Regions from separate parts of the Homo sapiens genome. Here region 2 is linked to region 1. Evidence: chromatin loops called from intact Hi-C (ENCODE). Cell type or tissue: PC-9. All regions are shown on one strand. Each heading gives the region's core, and the rest is flanking DNA. Links, peaks and the distances in the headings are about the cores only.

Evidence for each region. Peaks named below come from ENCODE experiments on the same cell type or tissue, not always from the same donor. Only the 100,000 strongest peaks of a DNase experiment are listed, where the experiment ranks them.
Region 2: it touches region 1 in a loop (9-fold over the local background); 2 of 110 quality-filtered maps call a loop at or near these places.

What each region holds. Positions count from the first base shown.
Region 1 is chr17:66,249,692-66,261,828 of GRCh38, reverse strand. No RefSeq gene overlaps it. Among named protein-coding and RNA genes, the nearest start is that of APOH, 26 kb to the right of the region's middle. In PC-9, for the core only: a CTCF peak has its summit at 6,596 (motif pointing left); a DNase peak (open chromatin) is centred at 6,578.
Region 2 is chr17:66,348,018-66,360,154 of GRCh38, reverse strand. The region is part of intron 2 of PRKCA (protein kinase C alpha); the gene reads right to left. Among named protein-coding and RNA genes, the nearest start is that of PRKCA, 51 kb to the right of the region's middle. RefSeq lists an enhancer at 11,270-11,564. In PC-9, for the core only: no CTCF peak of the experiment used is centred there; a DNase peak (open chromatin) is centred at 6,784.

The DNA of each region.
Region 1 (12,137 bases), core at 2,098-10,097:
TGATGTCCCTGTTCCAGAGACCACACCTTTAATGGCAAGGGTGAGGGGATTCTGGAATCCGAATACCTGAGTCTAAATCCTAGCTCTACCCCATAACAACTGCATGACCCTGGGCAAAATACTTAACCTCTGAGAGCCTCAGTTTCTGAATCTGAGAAAGGGGGAAATAATAGGACTTAGCGAATTGTGAGAATCACATAAGATAAGGTATAGAAAGCACTTAGCACGATGCCTGGCACATAGTAGGAACTGTACACTAAGATTAATAAGCAGATTGGGCCTCGTGCGGTGGCTCATGGCTGTAATCCCAGCACTATGGGAGGCCAAGGTGGGTGGATCACCTGAGGTCAGGAGTTTGAGACCAGCCTGGCCAACATGGTGAAACCCCATCTCTACTAAAAGTACAAAAATTTGCCAGGTGTGGTAGTGGTTGCCTGTAATCACAGCTACTCTGGAGGCTGAGGCAAGATAATCGCTTGAGCTTGGGAGGTGGAGGTTGCAGTGAGCCAAGATTGTGCCACTGCACTCCAGCCTGGGAGACAGAGTGAGACTCCATCTCAAAAAAAAAAAAAAAAAAAGAGCAGATTGGGCCTGGTGAAGTGGCTCACACCTGTAATCTCAGCACTTTGGGAAGCCAAGGAGGCAGGATCACTCGAGGCCAAGAATTCAAGTCCAGCCTGGGTAATATAGGAACACCCCATCTCTTAAAAAAAAACAAATTTAGCCAGGTGTGATGGTGCATACCTGTAGTCCCAGCCACTCCAGAGGTTGAGATGGGAGGATTGGCATGAGCCCAGGAGTTTAAGGTTGCAGTGAGCTATGGCTGTGCCATTATACTCCAGCCTGGGTGACACAGTGAGACATTCTCTCTAAAATAAAAAATAAAGCAGATTGAAGAAAGCGGGCTTCTAGTAGAAACAGAGACAGGAAAAAAGGCAGAAAGTAACTTCCAGATCAAGAACTGAGCTGGCCTCTGGGCATGGCTGTCTCTTCTACTGCTTTTTTGTTCAACCACCTCATGTGTTAGCCCACATGGAAAATGCTTCTGCTTTGTAATCTGCACTTTTTATGGGGCTTGTTCAGATGGTGCTGGTATAAAGGCTGAAACCCACATTGCTGGTGGGAACTACCTATGGGGTTTCCTTGAATTTGGTGCCACCGCACCTGCTCAGCGACCGTGCCTTGATGTGCTTTAGATCAGCCATCCCTAAATTGCTATCCTGTCGCTTCAGTCCAAGCAGAAAGAAGCGAGTAATGAGTCCATCCTGATGAACAATTCAGGGAGGAACATTCTTTTCTTCCCCTGGTGAGACTTCATTGACTACCCAGGCAAGAAGCAGCAGGAGCTCTGAATTACCGTGATCTTGTTAGCAGCTATGGCTTGCCATTGGTGGAGCAGGTACATCTTGTGCTGAAGGATGCTGGTAGGGCAGAACACTCATGAAAGTCTACTGGCCTGATTTTTTTTTTTTTTTTTTTTTTTTTTTTTTGCCAATTCAAGAGAATTGTCTGTACAACTCTTAGTCTTAGTCTTATTTCTCCTGGACATTCAAGACTCTAATAGTAGGCTAACTCATTTTTTATTTGTAACTAACTATCAAAGCCTGGTATAACTCAGTGAGAAAAAAAAAATCCTGGTTAGAAATGTTGCAAACAAACAAAAAAAATCTTCTCTAATATGTGACCAATCCCACAGTAGCCACAATGGCTTAGAAGGCATTTGAAGTCTCTTCTACAGCAGTCTCATGGGGCCTTTTTTATTGTATCAGAAGGATGAAAGATGGGTCAGCTCCTCCAGGATTCTTATCTTTTATTTCAGGAGTCTTCAGTTAAACCTGAGCTTCAGACCTTTTCCATGTAATTGGATCCAAGTCAGGACCTCAGTCTCTGTTTCCCACCTTTGAGTTTAGGAGAGCAAGCTCTAGGGCTGCATGAAACAAGAGGTCCTTTTACCAATAAAAAAGAGAGGCCAGGTGCAGTGGCTCATGCCTGTAATCCCAGCACTTTGGGAAGCTGAGGAGGGCAGACCACCTGAGGTCAGGAGTTCGAGACCAGCCCGGCCAGCATGGCAAAAATCCCATCTCTACTAAAAATACAAAAAGTGGCTAGGTGTGGTGGCACACGCCTGTAGATCTAGCTACTCAGGAGGCTGAGGCAGGAGAATCTCTTGAACCTGGGAGGTGGAGGTTGCAGTGAGCCGAGATCACTGCCACTGCACTCCAGCCTGGGCGACACAGCAAAACTCCATCACAAAACAAAACAAAAAACACACACACACAATAAAGATGGGACAAAAAGAAGTGTCTTGGTCTGTTCCTGCTGCTATAACACAAATACCTTGAATAGGTTCATTTATAAACAGCAGGAATTCATTTTTCACAGTTCTGGAGGCTGGGAAGTTCAAGATCAAGGCACCTGCAGATTCAGTGTCTGGTGACGGCTGGTCTCTGATTCCAACATGGAGTCTTGTCACTGAATCCTCACGTGGCAGAAGGCATGAATTCTTACTACATCCTTTCATGGCAGAAAGGCTAATACTGGCTGAACTTTCTTCCTCAAACCCTTTTATAAGGGCATTCATCACTTCATAAAGGTCCTGCCTCTTAATACTGTTGAATTGGGGATTAAGTTTTGACATGCCTTTTTTTTTTTTTTTTTTGAGACAGATCCTCACTCTGTCACCCAGGCTTGAGTGCAGAGGCGCGATCTCTGCTCTCTGCAACTTCTACCTCCCAGGTTCAAGTGATTCTCCTGCTTCAGCCACCCGAGTAGCTGGGATTACAGGCAACTGCCAGCTAATTTTTTTGTATTTTTAGTAGAGATGGGGTTTCACCATGTTGGCCAGGCTGGTCTAGAACTCCTGACCTCAGGTGATCCACCTGCCTCAGCCTCCTAAAGTGCTGGGATTACAGGCGTGAACAACTGCGCCTGACCTATGCCTTTTTTTTTTTTTTTTTGAGACAGAGCCTTGGTCTGTCACCCAGGCTGGAACGCAGTGGCGCAGTCTTGGCTCACTGCAACCTCCACCTCCGGGGTTCAAGTACTTCTCCTGCCTCAGCCTCCTGAGCAGCTGGGATTATTGGTACCCGCCACCATGACCGACTAATTTTTGTATTTTTAGTAGAGACGGGGTTTCACCATGTTGGCCAGTCTGGTCTCAGACACCTGACCTCAGGTGATCCGCCCGCCTCAGCCTCCCAAAGTGCTGGGATTACAAGCATGAGCCACCTCACCGGGCCTTGACATGCATTTTGGAGGCACACAAACATTCAGCCATATCAGGAAGGTTCAGCAGTCCGAGTCCAAATTGGTTTCAGGCAATAGCAGCCCTGATGAATGTAATATTCCAGATGGATCAGTTGCACAGGTAACCTATAGCTTGTGTCTTGAGTCAACACATTTCTCATTTTAACCATTTCTCATGCAGATCTTTTTGAAATGCACTTCACACACTTTAATATGGAAAATTCAATCTATTTTCCATGGATTTTGTAATCATCATTACGATATTCTTTATTCTAGTTACAAGCTCAGGAATTGTTGAAGTGTAGACCCATACACAAAACAGCCTCAGACCCTCAACTTTTATAACTAATCTTTATTGCTTTTTTAATTACAAAGTGATACGGTCTTAAGTTTTTTTTAAGTTATGCATTTTTTTGTGTAGTTTTTACTATCTCCTTCTAGACTATTCGCCTGGCATGTTGTCACTTTTGTCTCTCTTTAATGTATTTCTAGCAGCATCCCTCTCATTTATAATCATTCATCTAGATTTTGGCTGGAAAACTGCACAATCAGGCTAATTACAATTGTGTGTGAAGAATACCCTTAAGACAAACGCTTAGCCAACCAATATGACTGTTAGGATAGAAGGATAGAACTTACCAGTGGATTTGGCATGAAGTTTACACTGTGGAATCAGATAGGCCCAAGTGTAAAGTGCCTCTTATTGGTATTGGGAGCTTCAACAAATGACCTTATCATCCTCAGTTTCCTCGGTGTACCTTCAGTTTCCTTAATGTAAAATTTAAAAAACAAGGCTGGGCACAGTAGGTCATGCCTATAATCCTAGCATCTTTTGGCCGAGGCAGGTGGATCACCTGAGGCCAGGAGTTCGAGACCAGCCTGGCCAACTAGGCGAAACCCCCATCTCTACTAAAAATACAAACATGACAGACGTGGTGGTGCACATCTGTAATCCCAGCTACTGGGGAGGCTGAGACACAACAATCGCTTAAACCCGGGAGGCAGAAGTTGTGGTGAGCCAAGATCACACCACTATACTCCAGCCTGGGTGACAGAGTGAGACTCTGTCTCTAGATAAATAAATAAATAAATAATAAACAAAACAAAACAGAACACCTAACTTGCATGGCTATTGTGAGGATTAAAGGGAATAGGATGTAAAACACTCATGACAGTGTTTGGCTCGTGATGGTGACTCGAGGAACACTAGTTTCCTCTCTCATGCATCCCTCCCATGTATCAGGATATTGTGGCAGAATGTGTCTAGGACAATAGTTCTCAAACTTGAACTTGCATCAGAATCTCCTAGAGGACTTGTTAAAATATAGATTGCTGAGCTGGGTGTGGTGGCTCATGCCTGTAATCCCAGCACTTTGGGAGGCCGAGGCTGGCGGATCACGAGCTCAAGAGATCGAGACCATCCTGGCCAACATGGTGAAACCCCGTCGCTACTAAAAATACAAAAATTAGCTGGGCATGGTGGCGCATGCCTGTAGTCCCAGCTACTTGGGAGGCTGAGGCAGGAGAATCTCTTGAACCCAGCAGGCAGAGGTTGCAGTGAGCCGAGATCGAGTCACTGCACTCCAGCCTGGTGACAGAGCAAGACTCCATCTCAAAAAATATATCTATATCTATATCTATATATAGATATAGATAGATAGATAGATAGATAGATAGATAGATAGATAGATAGATATAGATTGCTGGGCCACAACCCCAGAATGTCTACTTTAGGAGGAGCAGGTTGGGTCCTGAAAAATGTTTCATAAAAAATTTCCAGGTTATACTAGTGATGGTGATGCTGCTGGTCTGGGGGCCATACATCGAGAACCATCAGTCTAGGAGGTAGATATACTTGCATCCAAATTCCTGCTTGGCCCCTTGGCAGTTGTGTTAATTTGGGCAAGTTATTTAACTTTTCTGAGCCACAGTTTCCTAATCTGAAACAGGGGCACGATAACTTTTGCCTGATAAAATGTTGTAACGTGATATGGCAGTTGGGAAAGATCTAGTACTTAATAAATCTTTTTTTTTTCTTTTTCTTTTTTTTTTTAGATGGAGTCTCGCTTTGTCACTCAGGCTGGAGTGAAGTGGCATGATCTTGGTTCACTGCAACCACTGCCTCCCAGGTTCAAGCAATCCTCCTGCCTCAGCCTCCGGAGTAGCTGGGATTACAGGTGCCTGCCACCATGCCCGGCTAATTTTGTGTGTGTTTTTAGTAGAGACGGGATTAAGTCACGTTGGCCAGGCTGGTCTCAAACTCCTGGTCTCAAGTGATCCACACACCTTGGCCTCCAAAAATGCTGGGATTACAGGCGTGAGCCACCGCGCCTAGCCAATAAATCTTCATTAATCTCAATGTTGCCTTCTTTGTGGCAGAGTCTCTTCCTGTTTAGCTTAAGGACTTGTAGTGTTCCAAGGAACTACAGCGACTAGATGATACTGCCCCTAAAATTATGTACATCTTATCTTAGAACCTTTAAAATAAGACATCTGTCATTTCTCAAGAAGGACAATAATAAGATCTGTAGTAGGTAGCAAATTTTGATCCTGAGCAGGTAGCTTAGGACGCCAATTTCATTAACTTCCCACCGGTTTATCTTCTGGGGCAATGAAGGATTAATTTAAAAAGTACTACATCCTGAAGACTGAAAAGAGTTTTACGGAAGAGCATATACAAGTTCATGAGTACCTTCTCTATTGGGTATATGTGGGCTGTGGGCTGTGGGTTGAGAGCAGCTACCCAGAGGCATAAAAGCATTCTCATAAGTTGCAAAGCAGGTACAACGCTAATTGAATTTGTTCTGCTCAGATGACATACTCTCCAGGAAAGAAAAAAAAAATGTTTTCCTGCTGTGAAATTGGTTTGCTGGTGTTCTGACAAATGAAAGCCTTATAGTAAAGGCATCAACTTTAATTATTCATTTCTATTTGCTTAAAGACATATTCTTATGTGACATACATATGCTCATACATTTCCTTGTTGTAACAACATGAACTAAATAAGTCACTTTCACACATAAATGAAACTCCATGAATTATTATTGCTAACGCACGTTCTCTATATTATTCAGCTGGAGAAAAAGTAATGTTTGTGTAATGGGGAAGAATTACAGAGCGAAAGATGAGGATCTTTTTAGTGTTTTTTTCAGGTAGACAGGAAAAAAGGCAAAGGCTACCATCTGCTATTACTGATGATATTACTGAGGAATTGATACATTTCTATCTATAGAGATTTATTAATGTACAACTGGTTCTACAACTTTATTTGTTCAGTCTACATAACCAAAATGAGGCTTCAAGTCCGGAAGTTCCCTGTTACCCAAGGCAAACGTATTAGGGTCTGTTCTGCCATCTGGTGTTCTTTGAAGGAAACATCCACAGAGGCATTATGAGATAAATAGCCAGTGTTGCCTATGTTGGTGGTGGGTGTTACAACCTCGATGAAAAGCAATTCCAGAATCTCTGCCAAATTCCAATAGGAGATAATTTGAGAATATATATTAAGAAGAAAAATATACATACCCTTGGAGTACCAATTTCACTTTTATGAATTCATCTTTTGGATATATTTATACATGTGCACAAAGAAATGTATATAAAAATATTCCTAGCAGTACTGTTGGTAATAGCAGAAGATTGGAAACAAGCTAAACATCCATGAGTAGGGTACCAGTTAAATAAATTGTGACATATTCCTACAATGGATATAGTATAGCATGTTGTTGTTTGAAAAAAAAGTCAAATCTATATTTACAGATATGAAATGATCACCAAGACACACACACACACACACACACACACACACACACACACATATATATGTGTATATATATATATTTTGTTTTGTTTTGTTTTGTTTTGTTTTAGATAGAGTCTCACTCTGTCACCCAGGCTGGAGTGCACTGGTGTGATCTTGGCTCACTGCATCCTCCGCCACCCTGGTTCAAGTGATTCTCCTGGCTCAGCCTCCCAAGTAGCTGGGACTACAGATGCATGCCACCACACCCGGGTAATTTTTGTATTTTTGGTAGAGACAGAGTTTCGCCATGTTGGCTAGGCTGGTCTCGAACTCCTGACTTCAGGTGATCTGCCCGCCTCAGCCTCCCAAAGTGCTGGGATTACAGGCATGAGCCACCACACCTGGCACCAAAACATTGTTAAGTGAAATAAACATGATCAAGAACAATGTGTATCGGTAGGGTGTGGTGGCTCACACCTGTAGTTCCAGCACTTTGGGAGGCCAAGGGGGGCGAATAATCTGAGGTCAGGAGTTCGAGACCGGCTTGGCACCAACATGGCAAAACCCCGTCTCCACCAGAAATACAAAAATTAGCCAGTCATGGTGCATGCGCCTGTAGTCTCAACTACCCTGGAGGTTGATGCAGGAGAATCACTTGAACCCAGGAGGCAGAGGTTTCAGTGAGTCAAGATCATGCCACTGCACTCCAGCCTCGGCAACAGAGCAAGACTATCTCAAAGAGAGAGAGAGAAAAAAAGTAACAACATGTGTAATATGCTGAAATTTGTATAAAAATGTTCATAATGCATAGGATATTTCTAGAAGGTTTAATCAAAAATAAAATTTTGAAGGCCTCCCCACAACCATAGGAATGGACTTCCTCCTTGGCCAGGACACCTAAAATTTAGCCTGAAAGACTTGTTCAGGCCATGATGGGGAAGTGGGGGTCAGATATGCCTCATTATACCCCTCCAGCATTAACATCAATGCAGACTTTTAAGTCTGATATGAAACATTTACAATCTAGTCTCACTGAAGCCTGTTACTGCTACTTGGAGGCTTCATCTGCAGGATAAAACTTTGGTCTCCACAACCCTTTATCTTTTTTTTCTTTTTGAGACGTAATCTTGCTCTGTCACCCAGGCTGGAGTGTAGTGGCGCAATCTCGGCTTACTGCAACCTCCGCCTCCTGGGTTCAAGCGATTCTGCTGCCTCAGCCTCTGAAGTAGCTGGGATTACAGGCGCCCATCACCATGCCTGGCTAATTTTTGTATCTTTTAGTAGAGACAGGGTTTTGCCATGTTGGCCATGTTGGTCTTGAACTCCTGATCTCAGGTGATCCACCTGCCTCGGCCTCCCAAGGTGTTGGGATTACAGGCACGAGCCATCATGCCCGGCTTCACAATCCCTTATCTTAATCACAGTATAATTAAATCTACCTATGACCTGGAAGCACCCCCTAATCTGCCACTGCTTCAACTTGTCCCACCCTTCCAGATCAAACCAATGTTAATCTTACATGTATTGATTGATGTATTGTGTCTCCCTAAAATGTATAAAAGCAAGCTGCACCCCCAACCCCATCCCCTGCTGACCACCTTGGGCACATGTCATCAGGACCTCTGAGGCTGTGTCAGTTGCATCCTTAACCTTGGCAAAAATAAACTTTCTAAATTTGTTGAGATTTGACTCAGATACTTTTTGGTTTACCAAGGATACTCAAGAAAGTGGTTGGCCGGGTGTGGTGGCTCACACCTGTCATCCCAGCACTTTGGGAGGCTGAGGTGGGCGGATCATGAGGTCAGGAGATCGAGACCATCCTGGCTAACAAGGTGAAACCCCTCTCTACTAAAAATACAAAAAAATTAGCCAGGCGTGGTGGCGGGTGCCTGTAGTCCCAGCTACTCGGGAGGCTGAGGCCGGAGAATGGCGTGAACCCAGGAGGCGGAGCTTGCAGTGAGCCGAGATTGTGCCACTGCACTCCAGCCTGGGTGACAGAGCGAGACTCCGTCTCAAAAAAAAAAAAAAAAGAGTGGCAACCGTGATTGACTTTGAGGGCAAGAACCAAGGTGATCACCAGTGAGAAGGTAACTTCTCTCTCACTATTTACATATTGTACTGTAGAAATACTTTTCTTTTTTCTTTTTTTCTTTTTTGAGACAGAGTCTCACTCTTGTTTCCCAGTCTGGAGTGCAGTGGCATGACCTCTACTCACTGCAATCTCCGTCTCTTGGGTTCAAGTGATTCTTCTGCATCAGCCTCCCAAGTAGCTGGGATTACAGGCTCCTGCCACCACACCCGGCTAATTTTTTTGTATTCTTAGTAGAGATGGGGTTTCATCGTGTTGGCCAGGCTGGTCTCAAACCTGTGACTTCAGGTGATCCACCTGCCTCAGCCTCCCAAAGTGCTGGGATTACAGGCATGAGCCATCGCACCCAGCCTAGAAATACTTTTTAACATGTGCTTGTATTACCAAACCCTAATATGTATGCTTGGATGACAATGAACTAAGCTGACTTGAAGCCTCATTTTGGTTTTATAGACTAAATAAATTGTACAACATTGTGTGTGTGTGTGTGTTTGTCTTTTACAGAGTTTCACTCTTGTTGTCCAGGCTGGAGTGCAATGGCATGATCTCAGCTCATTGCAACCTCCGCCTCCCGGGTTCAAGCGATTCTCCTGCCTCAGCGTCCCACATATCTGAGGTTACAGGTGCCTGCCACCATGCCCAGCTAATTTTTGTAGGTTTAGTAAAGGTGGGGTTTCACCATGTTGGCCAGACTGGTCTCGAACTCCTGACCTCAGGTGATCCACCTGACTCAGACTCCCAAAGTGCTGAGATTACAGGTATGAGCCACAACACCCGGCCAGAACTTTAATACATCTCTATAGATAGAGATGTTTCATCAGTATTGCCTAACACATGTTAAAAAGTTCAAATAACTTTTAAAAACTAGTGTCCTGCTGTAGTTCTAGATTGTCATGACTATTACCAACAAATTCACTGAAAAATATATTTTTTAAAGAAAAAAAAGAGAATTCATCCCAGTAAACAGTTTGTAAACCAGGGAGATGCAGTCTTTGGTACAAAACAAAGGTGCATTCTGAGAGAATAAAGAGAGAAGTTATCTTTTATAGAGAAAGTTCCCTCCCAGGTTCCCACTCTGGTCTGCTTATGCAAATGAAGGATGCAAATTTATGTAGTTCTGATTGGTCAACACTTGCTGAGTTCCAGTTGGCTGATGCAGATCACAGTCTATTGACTGATTTAGGTCATGTAAATAGAAATAGACAATTCACACTACTATATGGCCCAAATGTTAAATACGTAAAATTCAAGACAAAAAATTTTTCTCTTATGTCCATTGCTGTGATCTAGTGTTAGCCATGGTCTTTTGTTCAAATAACATGAAATGAGGGCATAAGATTTTTTTTTTTTTTTGAGACAATCTCACTCTGTCGCCCAGGCCGGAGTGCAGTGGCACAATCTCAGCTCACTACCACCTCCACCTCCTGGGTTCAAGTGATTCTCATGCCTCAGCCTCCTAAGTAGCTGGGATTACAGGCATGTGCCACCATGCCTGGGTAATTTTTTGTACTTTTTAGTAGAGACTGGGTTTTGTCATGTTGGCCAGGCTGGTCTCGAACTCCTGGCCTCAAGTGAGCCACCTGCCTCGGCCTCCCAAAGTGCTAGGATTACAGGCGTGAGCCACCATGCCTAGCTGAGATTTTTATATTTATCATGCTGATTTTGATAAATACATCTCAGGGACTAACATCTACGTGTGGAAGAAAAGGAGGGTCAGGAGTTATAGTAATTTCTTCCCCCATTTACAGCCACATGAAGCTCTATCTTGCTACTAGCTGAAGACAAGCAGTAAATAATAAACTGCATTGGCTTATTTTGAAAAATGACTTTGAGAAAGGTTAAGAAACACTATTCAGTGGCAATCTTATCTTTTAACTGAGGCTTTGCAAGCAGCTGCTGCTGGGGCCTCAAGAGATGTGATAAGATGACAAGATTAACTTTGGTTATGTAGGGGAAGAAAAATAATTTTCTTTCTACCCTCCATAGTTCTTAACTGGGACTCCCTGAGCAGATTAACAAGAGAAAAACAAACAAAAGTTTATTAGCGTGTATACCTCATGTACGCATGGAAGAAAACCGTGGAGAAATGCATAAACCTCCAGAGTAGATCTCCAAGGAAAAGTTTAATCTTCAGGTTTAAATGCTGCCCTTTTTATTAAACAAAGAAAGAAAGGTGTGGGGAAAGACCCCACAGTCTTTCAAGATGGCCAGAAAAAGCACTGAAAAGCAAGGGTCAGTTTTGTTGTTTTGTTTTGTTTTTTTGAGATGGAGTCTCACTCTGTCGCCCAGGCTGGAGTGCAATGGCGGGATCTTGGCTCACTGCAAGCTCCGCCTCCTGGGTTCAAGGGATTCTCTTGCCTCAGCTTTCCGAGTAGCTGGGATTACAAGGATGCGCCACAGCACCAGGCTAATTTTTGTATTCTTAGTAGAGACAGGGTTTCACCATGTTGGCCAGGCTGGTCCTGAACCCCTGACCTCAGGTGATCCACCCGCCTTGGCCTCCCAAAGTGCTGGGAGTACAGGCGTGAGCCACCACTGCTCCTGGCCAAGGGTCAGGTTTGTTATGCAGAGTTAAGTCCAGGCCTTCTCCATCCTTTAGGAGTTTCTAGTGATTTTCTTTATAGATGTAAATTTCCTTACAAAAGGGCGACTTTTCTGAAATACTCCTGTGTCTGCAGTTTCTCAAAATAACCAGCTCGAAATAACCCATACATAAAAGAGACATATTTTGGGGTAGCATATTCTGGTCTCCTGCAGTCATATTTGGGGGTGGTGTGTCCTGAGACCTATCAGTCACCTTTTCTAAATCTTTTCCAGTTCTGCCCTCTCTCTCTTTGGGCCACCACACTGGCTCTCCTTCCATACTTTGACTCTTTTGTTCCAGCTTCACTGAGGCCTAGAACTCCCTTCAAGGTATTCCTCCTGGGCCAGGTGCGGTGGCTTGTGCTTGTAATCCCAGCACTTTGGGAGGCTGAGGCAGGCGGATCAGTTGACCTGTAATTCCAGCTACTCGGGAGGCTGAGGCAGGAGAATTGCTTGAACCAGGAATTGGAGGTTGCA
Region 2 (12,137 bases), core at 2,400-10,399, 98 kb before region 1:
TCAAGTTCGGCGATGTTTGAGTGGAAAAGTTATTGTGAAAGAATGGTTTTTATGATACTTCTGAGTGATATGAATATTCCTAATTCTACATATAAATTATCCTCTCAGAATCTAATTGTCTTCAAAGATGTCCTGACCATCACTGCTATAATTTTGGCCTTGAGAATATTAAATTTAAGGAGTGATAAAAACAGAGCTAAATAAGAGACATTTAAACAATGGGCAGTTTAGTAGGAGGTTAAATAGTCAGAGGCAACAAGAAATAATTACTTAATCCAGTTCTCCAAAAGAATAATTGCAACAAGCTTGCTTAAGGTACTTTGAGCTTTTGTGCAAGTTTATGCCTACTATAAATATTTCTATAATCCTTTTCTGTTCCCGACATACTTGAGAGAAGCCTAAAAGCATCTCTGAAATATTTTTGGTGCTGGCATAGAATAAACTTATTAATATTTGAGACGCAATTTACTGAGTTATCTGTCAACATCCTTCAACTTACCCCTCTGGATAATCTGTGGAGATTATTTATTTAGTATTTATTTCTACTAAATAAAACCACTGAGTCATCTCTTTAAATGACAATGACCTCAAGACATTGTTAAAGCCCTCCAGAGTTTCAGGCCCACATGGCCAGGGTGGAATTCTTCTATAAATGAGGCCTTAATCTGCTCAATGCTACATCTCTGAGAGGCTTATTACATGATGTGATATATTCCTAAGCAGGCAGGAAAACCAGTTTTCTGTGTATCAAATCCAGTTCAGAATAAACTAAGAAACTGATAATTTTTTTTAAGAAACCGGCAGCAGATTGCAAAATCATTTATAAGTTTATCATTTCTGTTGAGTGTAGGTTTTCAAAGAATTAAAGTGACGCGTGTCTGTGGGCTATTAGTGACAAAAGTTGGTGCCACTCAAGAATTTTCTGAGAAGATCTTTATTGAGGGCTATCTTAGACTTAACATCACCTAAATTCACTTTTTAATTTACTTGGCTCTCCCCAAATTTGCTCTGGGAATCACAAATTGATAGAAAAATAAAATTTTGCACTAGATTTTCAAATAACTTTATTTTGGTTTTAACATGACCTCAGCTAAAATAAAAAAGCAATCAGCCCATGAAATGTGAGAACAAGGACTACGTCGAAAGTCATTATTAATTTAAGACAAATTTTAACCTGATTTCATTATTCACCAGGATGAAACACTTCCTTAGCAGAACTTTTTTTTAAAGGTACTCTCATCCTAATATCCTGTTAAATTTATTTCCAACTCCTCAAAGTGACACAACGTATGTAACCATAGAAATCAAGCAGAAGAAAGTGCTTGTTAATGTGGAGACACTTTTCCTTGTGGGAGTGGGGCCATTTGGACAGTAATCATTAAATGAATCAGCAATGAAGAGCTCTTGAAATCATTTCAGCAGAGCAAATGTGCCAACATCACTCTGGGGGTAAAGAAATAAAATTTTAAGAGGACAAGAAAAAAGGTACTGACGCATGTTTTGTATGCTGACCACCGAATGAACAAGAAACCCTGAAGTTCCACACATTATTACATTTGCTGCTACACTGTCAACAGCAAGGTAGTTACGTTTCTTCTTCTCAATATCATGTTAGCCTTAGGCTTGAATCTTTGAGAAAGGAAATGGGTAGAGTGTAATAGATTACCATCTATTAATTCACACATGTATTCATTACCATGTGCAAAGTACCTTCTAGGTACTAGAAGGGCAAAATATGAACAAATCTCATCTCTGGCTTCTAAGGACTTACACATTATGCAGCCATTCAAAGCATCAATTAAGTGATCAGTTAAGTTTATCTGGTACCCAAGAATGACACTTATTATTCAATTACAACGGAAGAGTTCCTCTGCCCTCCTGGGAATAACTATTTAAACTCAGCCCTCAAAGAAGGTAAGAATCTTGTCCAGGGAAAACCTCAGTGCGTCAAATCCCATCCCAACGCTAATAAACTTTTTGGGCTTAAAAAAAAAAAATTGTGCTCTATGTGCATGTGTATCAATTAGAATAGACTAATATGACACAAACAAGTACTTATTGAACTTTTCAAATGTTCAAGAGATCTAATTATAAAGTTATAAAATGTTAACTCCAGAACAAAAGGCAATTCTATTATAATCATCATATAATTCTAATTAATATAATTAAATTCCATAATTTTTGTTACTCTTTTCTCTGCTTCCAAGTTCACCAGAAAGAACTGGCTTACCAAGGCACTCATCTCCAATCATTCTGTTGTCCATCTGCACTTCCAAGGTACCGTTTAGAATCCGAGCCAGATTTCCCTTCCAAACTAGTATGAGTCTGTGTTCCTATTGACACGGCATTCAGTGGGACTTCTAATAACATAACTTAAATCACATTACTTACTTTACTAGTTATTCATGATAATCATCATCTACCAAACATACACCATGAATCACACATACATTACCTCTCATTTAATAAGCACAAACTCCTATGAGAAAGGTAGTATTATTTCTATTTTATAAACGAGAAAACTCTGCCAGGAAAAGTTAAATTACTTATCCAAAAACCACAGCTAACAAGTAGCGCCAGTATTCAACCCTGTTGTAATTCCAAAGCCCCTACTGCTATACCATCTTCCTTAACAGAATTAGAAATAGACATTTTTTATAATGATCATAATGCATTCGAAGTCTAAATATAAAATTGCATATTATAATACATTGGGATTTATTTGCTTATGCCTCTGCTGCCTGTACTGTCAGGACAGACCTCATTATTCTTAACAACTCAAAGCTGGCTTTGTATCTACAGCTCATTGCCATTAAAAAGTATAATAGTAATAAAAGCAGAAAGCCAGATGCAAGACCCAAGTGTGACTTAGACCACAGCTGCCTCTAGTGCCCTCCCCCACCACCCAGCTTCAGCACCCTCTCTCTCTGTCTCCTTCCACCAGTTCCTATACCCATGACTCAGAGCTGGCACTCAGGAGCCATGAAGCACATTTGAGAGAACTGTTAGCCTGGGACCCTCATTTCCCAGCAACCCTGCCCCATCAAACTATCTTTGCAAAAGACAAGATTTCTGGACCCCAAAGAATTCATTTTGGCTGGGCGTGGTGGCTCACGCCTATAATCCCCAGCACTTTGGGAGGCTGAGGCAAGTGGATCACTTGAGCCCAGGAGTTCAAGACCAGCATGGGCAACATGGCAAAACTCCGTCTCTCCCAAAAGTAAAAAATCAATAAATAGCAGGGCATGGTGGTGTGGCTGTAGTCTCAGCGACTCAGGAGGCTAAGGTGGGAGAATCACCTGAGCCCAAGAGGTGGAGGCTGCAGTGAGCTGAAATCACACCACTCCAGTAGCACTCCAGGCTGGGAAATTGGAGTAAGACCCTATTTTTTAAAAAAATATTTAAAAAATCATTTTAAGGGTTATGTTTATCACCACAGCAAACATTTCTGGCTGATTTTCAAGTCTCATTCACTTTTAGATATCCATCTGTATGGTGTTTTGTTTGTTTTGTTTTTGTTTTTGTTTTTTTGAGACGGAGTCTCACTCTGTCACCCAGGTTGGAGTGCAGTGGCACGATCTCAGCTCACTGCAACCTCCGCCTCCTGGGTTCAAGCGTCAGCCTCCCGAGTAGCTGGGACTACAGGCACCCGACACCACGCCCGGCTAATTTTTTGTATTTTTAGTAGAGATGGGGTTTCACCATGTTAGCTAGGATGGCCTCGATCTCCTGACCTTGTGATCTGCCTGCCTTGGCCTCCCAAAGTGCTGGGATTACAGGCGTGAGCCACCGTGCCGGCCTATATGGTGTTTTGTTATGCAAATAATGTTGGTGTCTTTTAAAAAAGTGGATGATAAAGAAAATCAAGAAAATGAAAAGAAAAAAGTCTTCTATCATCTTGTCCTTTACACCATCACTGTTCAGGTATTTTAAAAACTAGATTTAAAAAAAATCACCGATGGGCGTGGTGGCTAATGCCTATAATCCCAGCACTTTGGGAGGCTGAGGTGGGTGGGTCACCTGAGATCAGGAGTTTGAGACCAGCTTGGCCAACATGGCAAAACCCCACCTCTACTAAAAATACAAAAATTAGCTGGACTTGGTGGCACGTGCCTGAAATCCCAGCTACTCGGGAGGCTGAGGCAGGAGAATCACTTGAACCCAGGAGGCGGAGGTTGCAGTGAGCGGAGATCATGCCATTGCACTCCAGCCCGGGCGACAAGAGCAAAACTCCATCTCAAAAAAAACATCACTTTAATCATACTGTGAATATAATTTACTATCTTTCCTATAATTGGGAAGGTATATTTTCAAGAGCATTTTTCCATATTTATCCTAAGCAATGATTTGAAAGGATACTTAATATTCTATTACTTGAATATACAGTACCAATCATCACTGAATCATTTCCCCCAAAACTGGAAAAGGATGTTTCCAATGTTTTTGCTGTTATGAATAAACCAGCAATGGGCAGGTTCATTGTGCAAAAATCTTCCTCCATATTCAAGATTACTTGCTTAGGGCCAATTCTCAAAAGCAGATTTGCTGGGTGAGAGGATAAACTGACTCTCAAAAGTCGAAATGATGATGGCAGCCACGATCATGGTGATGACAAAATTATTTTGGATGTACAAAAAAACTCAGAATGATGTAACACACACCCATGCACCCGCCACTAGACTGAAATTTAATGGTGGAAATTCAAGACCCAGGAAGCAAATGCAGAAATACCTCAGGAGCTCCATCACCACTGCACAAGCAGGTGCAAAACTTAACTCTGAAAAGCCTAGAAATGTACAGGTTAAGTCTCCAGGCAAGGAGAGGAAGGAGCCTCACCACCTCCCTTTCATCAGCACTTCCCTGAGTTTTCATTAGCACATACAGCAGGGATTAAAAGGATCTGGGTTGGCTGCCAGCTTAAGATTGAATGAGAATGATCTCAGTTTTAATGAAGCCCTTTCTGCATATATAAACTGAAAAGAAAAAAAAATGTGTTCAATGAGAAAATCTGACCTCTAGGAATGTGGAGATTATTGTTAGCAAATGCCACGAAATGTGCTTATTGTGAAATTCAGTTTTTCAGAAAATACCACATGCCAAAGATCATTTCCACGTTCACTCTGTTTTCGCCCCCTCGAGCAACGAGAGTTCATCATAGGATGACAAAATGTAACGATGTATAGGAAAGCAAATACCTTGTTAGGATGCTGAAAACAAGTAGAAAATAACCATCAATAACAGTAAAAATGATGTTCTCCCCTGATTGTACTAGAAGATACAAAGAAATATCACAAAAAGGCAAAAGCATAAATGAAAATTAAATTTGTTTGATCATCCTTTTGCAGAGGAAAAAAAAGTACTTTATTTATGTGCAAGGCAATATCATCTTTTAATAGCTACAGGACACATTACTATTATCCTGCTGCTTCTCGGCTGGAGAAATAGGATTAATGGCCTAAGAGGGAAGAGCTTAAACTGATTAGTCAAGTAGGCAGTCCGAGGCCAAATATGCAGGAAAAGGGGGCAGCCCTGTTTTCTGTGAGCCAATGTCCTGCAGAGGAAAAAACCTGGGTGAACCAAGGCTGGTCCAGGACCTTAGACGGCAACTTAAATGAAGAGGGGTTTTAATCTTCTATTTTCAAAATATACTCCAAATGACAGAGACCAGACTTACATTGGCTCCCAACACAGCTTAGATCCTACAAAGCCGTTTCAGAATGGCCACCATTCATCCATTTACACCACCAACAGTATTGATTAAACCACTACCATGCTCAGCATCCTGTATGCAGAGGTGAGGACCCAGAGCCTGCCTGCATGGAGCAGAGCTGCATGTATTTAATTATTCTGTCTGGTAAGAACCCTAAATGTACATGACTCATAACAAAAATAATTCTTTCTTAAGTTTGAGTCCTGGTGTGCTGGGTTGGAATTATCTTTGAGATCACTGCAGACCAATTCCTTCATTCTGCAAAAGAAACAATGGACTCTGGAGATACACACCAACCAACTCAAGGACACAATTCAGGAAGAAACAATGTTCGCGTCTGCGATCCTAGCCACGAGCTCTCTCAACAAAACAGATGACACAAACTTATTTGAAGGAATCTGATTCCCAAATCATAAAATTTCAAGATAAACTACATGACGTGTGCGATGGTGATCCTTGCCAGCAAAGTAGCATAAAACCTGTCTCTGACATTCTAACTCAGGACTAAGGAGGCAATTCTAGAAGCTGAGAAAGCAGCATCCGTGAAAAAAAAAAAGTTCCCAGTGACTGAGGCTGCTCTGAGAGCTGAAGCAAGATACCTGTTTGCAGCCCACCAGGGCTATAAAACACAGAGCAAGCCACAAAAATCTCAGACCATCTTAATTCCTTCATTTCCAAATTATTTTCTACACACTGTTTCTATTGGGGGAATTCTTTGGTGCTTTCTTTGAGAAAGAGTCTTGCTCTGTCGCCCAGGCTGGAGTGCAATGGCCCGATCTTGGCTCACTGCAACCTCCGCCTCCCGGGTTCAAGCAATTCTCCCGCCTCAGCCTCCTGAATAGCTGGGATTACAGGAGCAGGCCACCACACCCGGCTAATTTTTGTATTCTTAGTAGAGACGGGGTTTCACCATGTTGGCCAGGCTGGTCTTGAACTCTTCACCTCAGGTGATCCACCCGCCTCAGCCTCCCAAAGTGCTGGGATTACAGGTATGAGTCACCATGCCCAGTGCCTTGGTGCTTTCAAAACAGAAGTCGGAAGGGAAAGCAAACTCCTTTTCTGAATCAAATCACCTGATTATATCTGCCGTCTAAAGGATACCTATCATAAAATTCGGCACACAGCCCAAATAGAAGGTTACCAAAAGCAATCAGAAAAATTAAAGATTAGGATCAAAATGAGTCATCAAAAATGGTTAAGCTTCACCAAAATGTGCAGAAAGATCTGCTTGTGCTGCACTTAATGGAAAGGATTTCAAATGTTAAATCTAGGACATACCCCTTTAACCAGGGGACTTTATTAGTTTAATGCAAATCATAGCCACCCAGCTGTGTAGTAGATCTCTGGAGTGCATGGCATAAAAAGAACCTATCTTCATTGCAACCAGGTAGTTGGTTGACAATTAGCAATAACTCTTGACAGACTAAAACGTCTAACAGGATATTAAAAACAGATACCGAAGAAATACATAGAAATATAAATGGCTGGATAAAATTATTTCATCTCTGAAAAATCAAGAACACCCTTCATATACCATTCTTCGCCACTTCCCTCCTCCCCAAACCCTAAAATAATACAACTCAGGCCGGGCACGGTGGCTCATTCCTGTAATCCCAGCACTTTGGAAGGTAGAGGCGGGCGGATCACAAGGTCAGGAGTTCAAGACCAGCCTGGTCAACATGGTGAAACCCCGTCTCTACCAAAAATACAAAAATTAGCTGAGTGTGGTGGCACGCACCTGTAGTCCCAGCTACTCGGGAGGCTGAGGCAGGAGAATCACTTGAACCCAGGAGACGGAGGTTGCAGTGAGCTGAGATTGCGCCACTGCACTCCAGCCTGGCAACAGAGAGAGACTCCATCTCAAAAAAAAAAAAAAAAAAAAAAAACCTCAAAAAACACCACAAATTCAAGATGCTCTTTTTTCTCCTGATATTCTTTCCCTTTCATCTGCCCTAAAGCTAACCAGAAGAATGTCAACCGCCTCAGCAGAATTATCACTTAGCCCTGCAGCAGAGAACTCCTGGGCTGTCTGCAGAGCCCATGCCCTGCTCTTGATAGTTCATTTCATGGTCACAGAAAAGCCTCCAGGCCTCAGATAGTACATTTCATGATCACAGAAAAGCCTCCAGGCCTCAGGAAGACACTGATGAGTTCCCTCAAAAGGCAGAGCAGAAAATAATTAGAAATAAAGGAAATAGGGTACTGTCCGGACCCTATGGCTTGCTCTGAGTTTTGTAGCCCTACTAGACTATTTCCAGAACCTTGAAATAGCTTCCAGACTCTGGGATCTCACGTCAGCCCTCTAAGCCACATTTATTCCCCAGCCCCATTCCCATGAGCAGAGTTCATTGGACTTGGGTAGACAGCTGACCACATTGGGCCAACCAAATTCTTCCTCAGGAATTTAAACAGAGACTTGTGTCTGTCTGCATTTGAACTTGAAGGCAGAGGTATGCTCACGACGTGACACTGCCAGTTTAGACCCTAAGAGCAGGGAAGTGGAGGAAGCCCAACCACTGCCACAGAGAACGAATCTGATACTGGGAGAGAAGCACGGGTGAGTCCCAGGGTTCTCGGGGTGAAAGAGCAGTGCCTTGGCTCCTGGTATTGCCCTAGTCCTGGTTCCAGACTCCCTTGTAGCCTGGCAGCATTTCCTGCCCTTCTCCCCATAAACCACCCTGTGAATCCTTATACAAATTCTACTTTTATGGTTTACGCTGGTTTGAGTAGGCATTTATTATTTGTAACCAATAAGATATAGTCACATGTTTAATCGTTTAAAAAGTTAATATTTAATGATTTATAACCCCAGGAGAATAGCTTATAGCACACATTTCTTTAGCAGCACATACTAAAATGTATTTGTTTCCAATGTCAAAATCTATTTTTTATGTTTCCCAATAGCCCTTTCTAAACACAGCCACATATAGGGTATTAGTACTCACTCTCCCTGGCCTACGGGATGAGCTCTCGAATCTAAAAACCTTGGGTGAAACATTTTACTTTCAGATCTTCAAACTGAGGAAAGAGTCTCACAGACTAAAACACATACCATAGGAACCAACACAATGCCAGGAACACTTGCTCAGGACTCAGAAACGGGGGCACCAAAACTGGGCTGGAGTTTAGGTAATAGCCACTAGCCATGGCAGTCCCTGCCCTGTCAGTTGGCACGCGCCCATAGCCTGAAGGAGGAAGTAAAATCAGAACAGTGCTAACACTTCATGGTTTTCCTGGCCAGGAAATTCGGCTGTACTCATTCAAGCATCCACCCATTCCACATTCACTGCATACCCACTCCCCACTACATACCAAGCTCAGCACCACACGATGGGGAATACTGGGGTGATTATGACAGACCCTGTCCACTCAGAGTTTCTTCCATCAAACATTCACACTTTAGTAAGACAGAGGAAACTGGCACACAGACAATTACATTGTACTGCAGTCCATGATAAAACGAGAAGTGTGGCAGATCGCAGCAATGCAGAGAAAGAACGCTGCGAGTTCCACACATTGAAAGGGAGGGAGGAAACCAGAGTCAACTAAACATGCCTCTGGACTGTGCATTTGCACACGAATGCTCATGGAAGGCTAGGGACCGTCAAAAACTGGTCCCAGGCTAGTCACGGTGCCTCACGTCTGTAATCCCAGCAGTTTGGGAGGCCAAGGCAAGCAGATTGCTTGAGCCCAGGAGTTCAAGGCCAGCCTGGGCAACACAGCAAAACCCCATCTCTACCAAGGGGAAAAAAAAATTAGCCAGGTGTGGTTGTGTGCACCTATAGTCCCAGCTACTTGGGAGGCTGAGGTGGGAGGATCGCTTAAGCCTGGGAGGTCAAGGGTGCAGTGAGCCACGACGGTGCCACTGCACTGCAGCCTGGGTGAGAGAGTAAGATCCTGTCTCAAAAAAGATTAAAAAAAATAATAAAACTGGCCCCAAACACAAATGAACAGAATTCCAAAAATGGAAAATAACATAATTTTAGATTTTTATTTCCATTTTCTGTTTCCTTTAGGAAAGGGAAACAGAAGTGGTCTCCCCTGTAATCAATCCCTCCCTGTCTCCTGTGGGTCCACGGACACCCACATGAAAGACCCCAGCTCCCTGCCTGGGTGAGCCCCGGGCAGGACTGACCACTCAGACGGCTCATTTGGTCACACCTTTCCTGAGCCCTTCCTCTCAGATCAGAATTGCCTGTTACCTACACCGAGCATCCAAGCTCGTTTTCCAACATGTGAAAAGCCAGTTTCCAAAGGAAAAAGGAAAAAAATAAAAAGGCACTGTTACCACCAATTTATCCCCTCATTTGTAACCAGGCTGAGCTGTAAGCAGACCCCTGCCAGCACCTGAAAGGCCATCGCTCTGAGGACACTAGCCCGAGCTTTAGTTACAATATCTTTTTTCACTGCCCATTAGGTGCTCAGCTGCCCCCTCTCTCCTTTCCCCACACACGCCGGCTCCTAGGGTGGACTTTTTTTTTAACCTCTGTAACTAAATAACCTGATAACGCCATGTGATAAGGGAATGGTGGCCTAAAAACCCTAAGTTTCCAATTCCAGCAGCCATGGCTCCATTTTCATGTTTCACACACAGAAGACATTAACGAAGGCCCTAAAAATAAGAGACACTGGAGGCAGCCAAAGAGACACCTAACACTCAATCAAAGCCGTGCAAGTGAGGAGAGCAGTTTTTGGGAGCCAGGCCAAACACTGTTCTATTGGAGGAATGAATTTTGTGTTTGTGCGCAGTCAGCAGCCCAGAGGAGATGTGAGAATACAGGACCTGGACAACTAAAGGCCCGGGAAAACCCTCTCTGTCCTGCCAGAGTCTACCGCATGGGCAAACACTCCATACCCAAACTGTTCAAAAGGGATGACTTATTTCTTCCATGCAAAAGGCCAGAAGAAAAATGAAAAGCCAGAAGGAGAGAGGAAACAAGGGTGTGATGGTTTCTTTGCAAACCTCTACTGCGGAACAGCTCCATACTCACCAAGCCAGGTCTACACAGCAGGCCTGGTTTAGTGTTGGCTACTGGTTTTCCATCCCTAAGACATGTGCAACCTTGCCAAATGCGGGGGGTAGCAGGGTAGGCAGGCAGCATATTCATCCTCAGGGGAGAACAGCAAAAGCCCAGAAGGAATTTTAATTTCTCTTATAAAACAAAAATCTCAAGACAAAAACTTTACTGCCAAACTTTACATGGAAAGCAAAAATAAACTATTTGCTTTATACCTGCTGCCACAGGTATGAAATATTTTATTAGATGACTGTCCACTCACCATTAGGCTGACTCTCAAATTATGGACAGGAAGAGAGCAAACCGTTCACTTGATGGACGCAGCTAAGATGAACACTCAGCTGCTCACATTGTGTTCAGGTTCTGGTGCATTTTGAACACTTCGTAAGAGAAATTACTGAAGCTCTTAATAACAAACTTGCCTTCCAGAACAGAAAGGTTTTATGAAAAAATCCTCAACCAAACCCTTGATACATTCTCAGTTAAATGCTATACTAAAAGTTCTCAGGAAGTCTCTATTTTGGAGACCTGTAATTTTTAACCGTATAGTTTGGTTGCTGCTGACTAAAGCTGAGAGTAATTTTACAACTCCATTATCCACATGTGGATGACTCATTTGTTAGATTAGCCTAACTTCCAGCTGCCCTCCCCCTCTGCTGTTCAACCTGCTGCTGGATAATGTTCCAACTGCCTGCTCTAAGAGGCTGAAAGTATGCAAACCCATCTTAACACAACACAGAGACAAAATGAGATAGTGGTGTTGACTATGTTTTGAATGCATTTCTCCAAGACAAATAAGAGTTTTGGATTGATGCACTGTTTTGGGCAATTGGCACAATTTCACTTTATTAGTATGAATTTTAATGTGATGTTTCTAACCTCTTAAATCAAAGTGTGCCTCAAAGTATGCTCCACAAACCCTTAAGGGTCCTCATGATCAAACCACTTTAATGATAATACTGAGCCACTATTTGCCTTTTTCCTTGTGTTGACGTTTGCACTGATGGTGCAAGAGCAATGGTGGTGTGACAGCAGGAACCTTAGCCTGAGTCAAGGTGACAGTGCCAGGCGGTACTAGCAGGAATTATGTTCTTCCCACCATGAAATCCCAGGGGCTTTTTGTTGTCTTTTATGCCAGTTTCATTTAAGAAAGTCTCGATGAAGCATTAACAATTATTGATTCTGGGCCAGGCATGGTGGCTCACACCTATAATCACAGCACTTTACGAGGCCAAGGCAGGTGGATCACATGAGGCCAGGAGTTGGAGACCAGCCTGGCAAACATGGTGAAACCCCATCTCTACTAAAACTATAAAAATTAGCCGGGCGTGGTGGCGTGTGCCTGTAATCCCAGCTACTCATAAGTCTGAGGCAGTAGAATCGCTTGAACCCAGGAGGTGGAGGTTGCA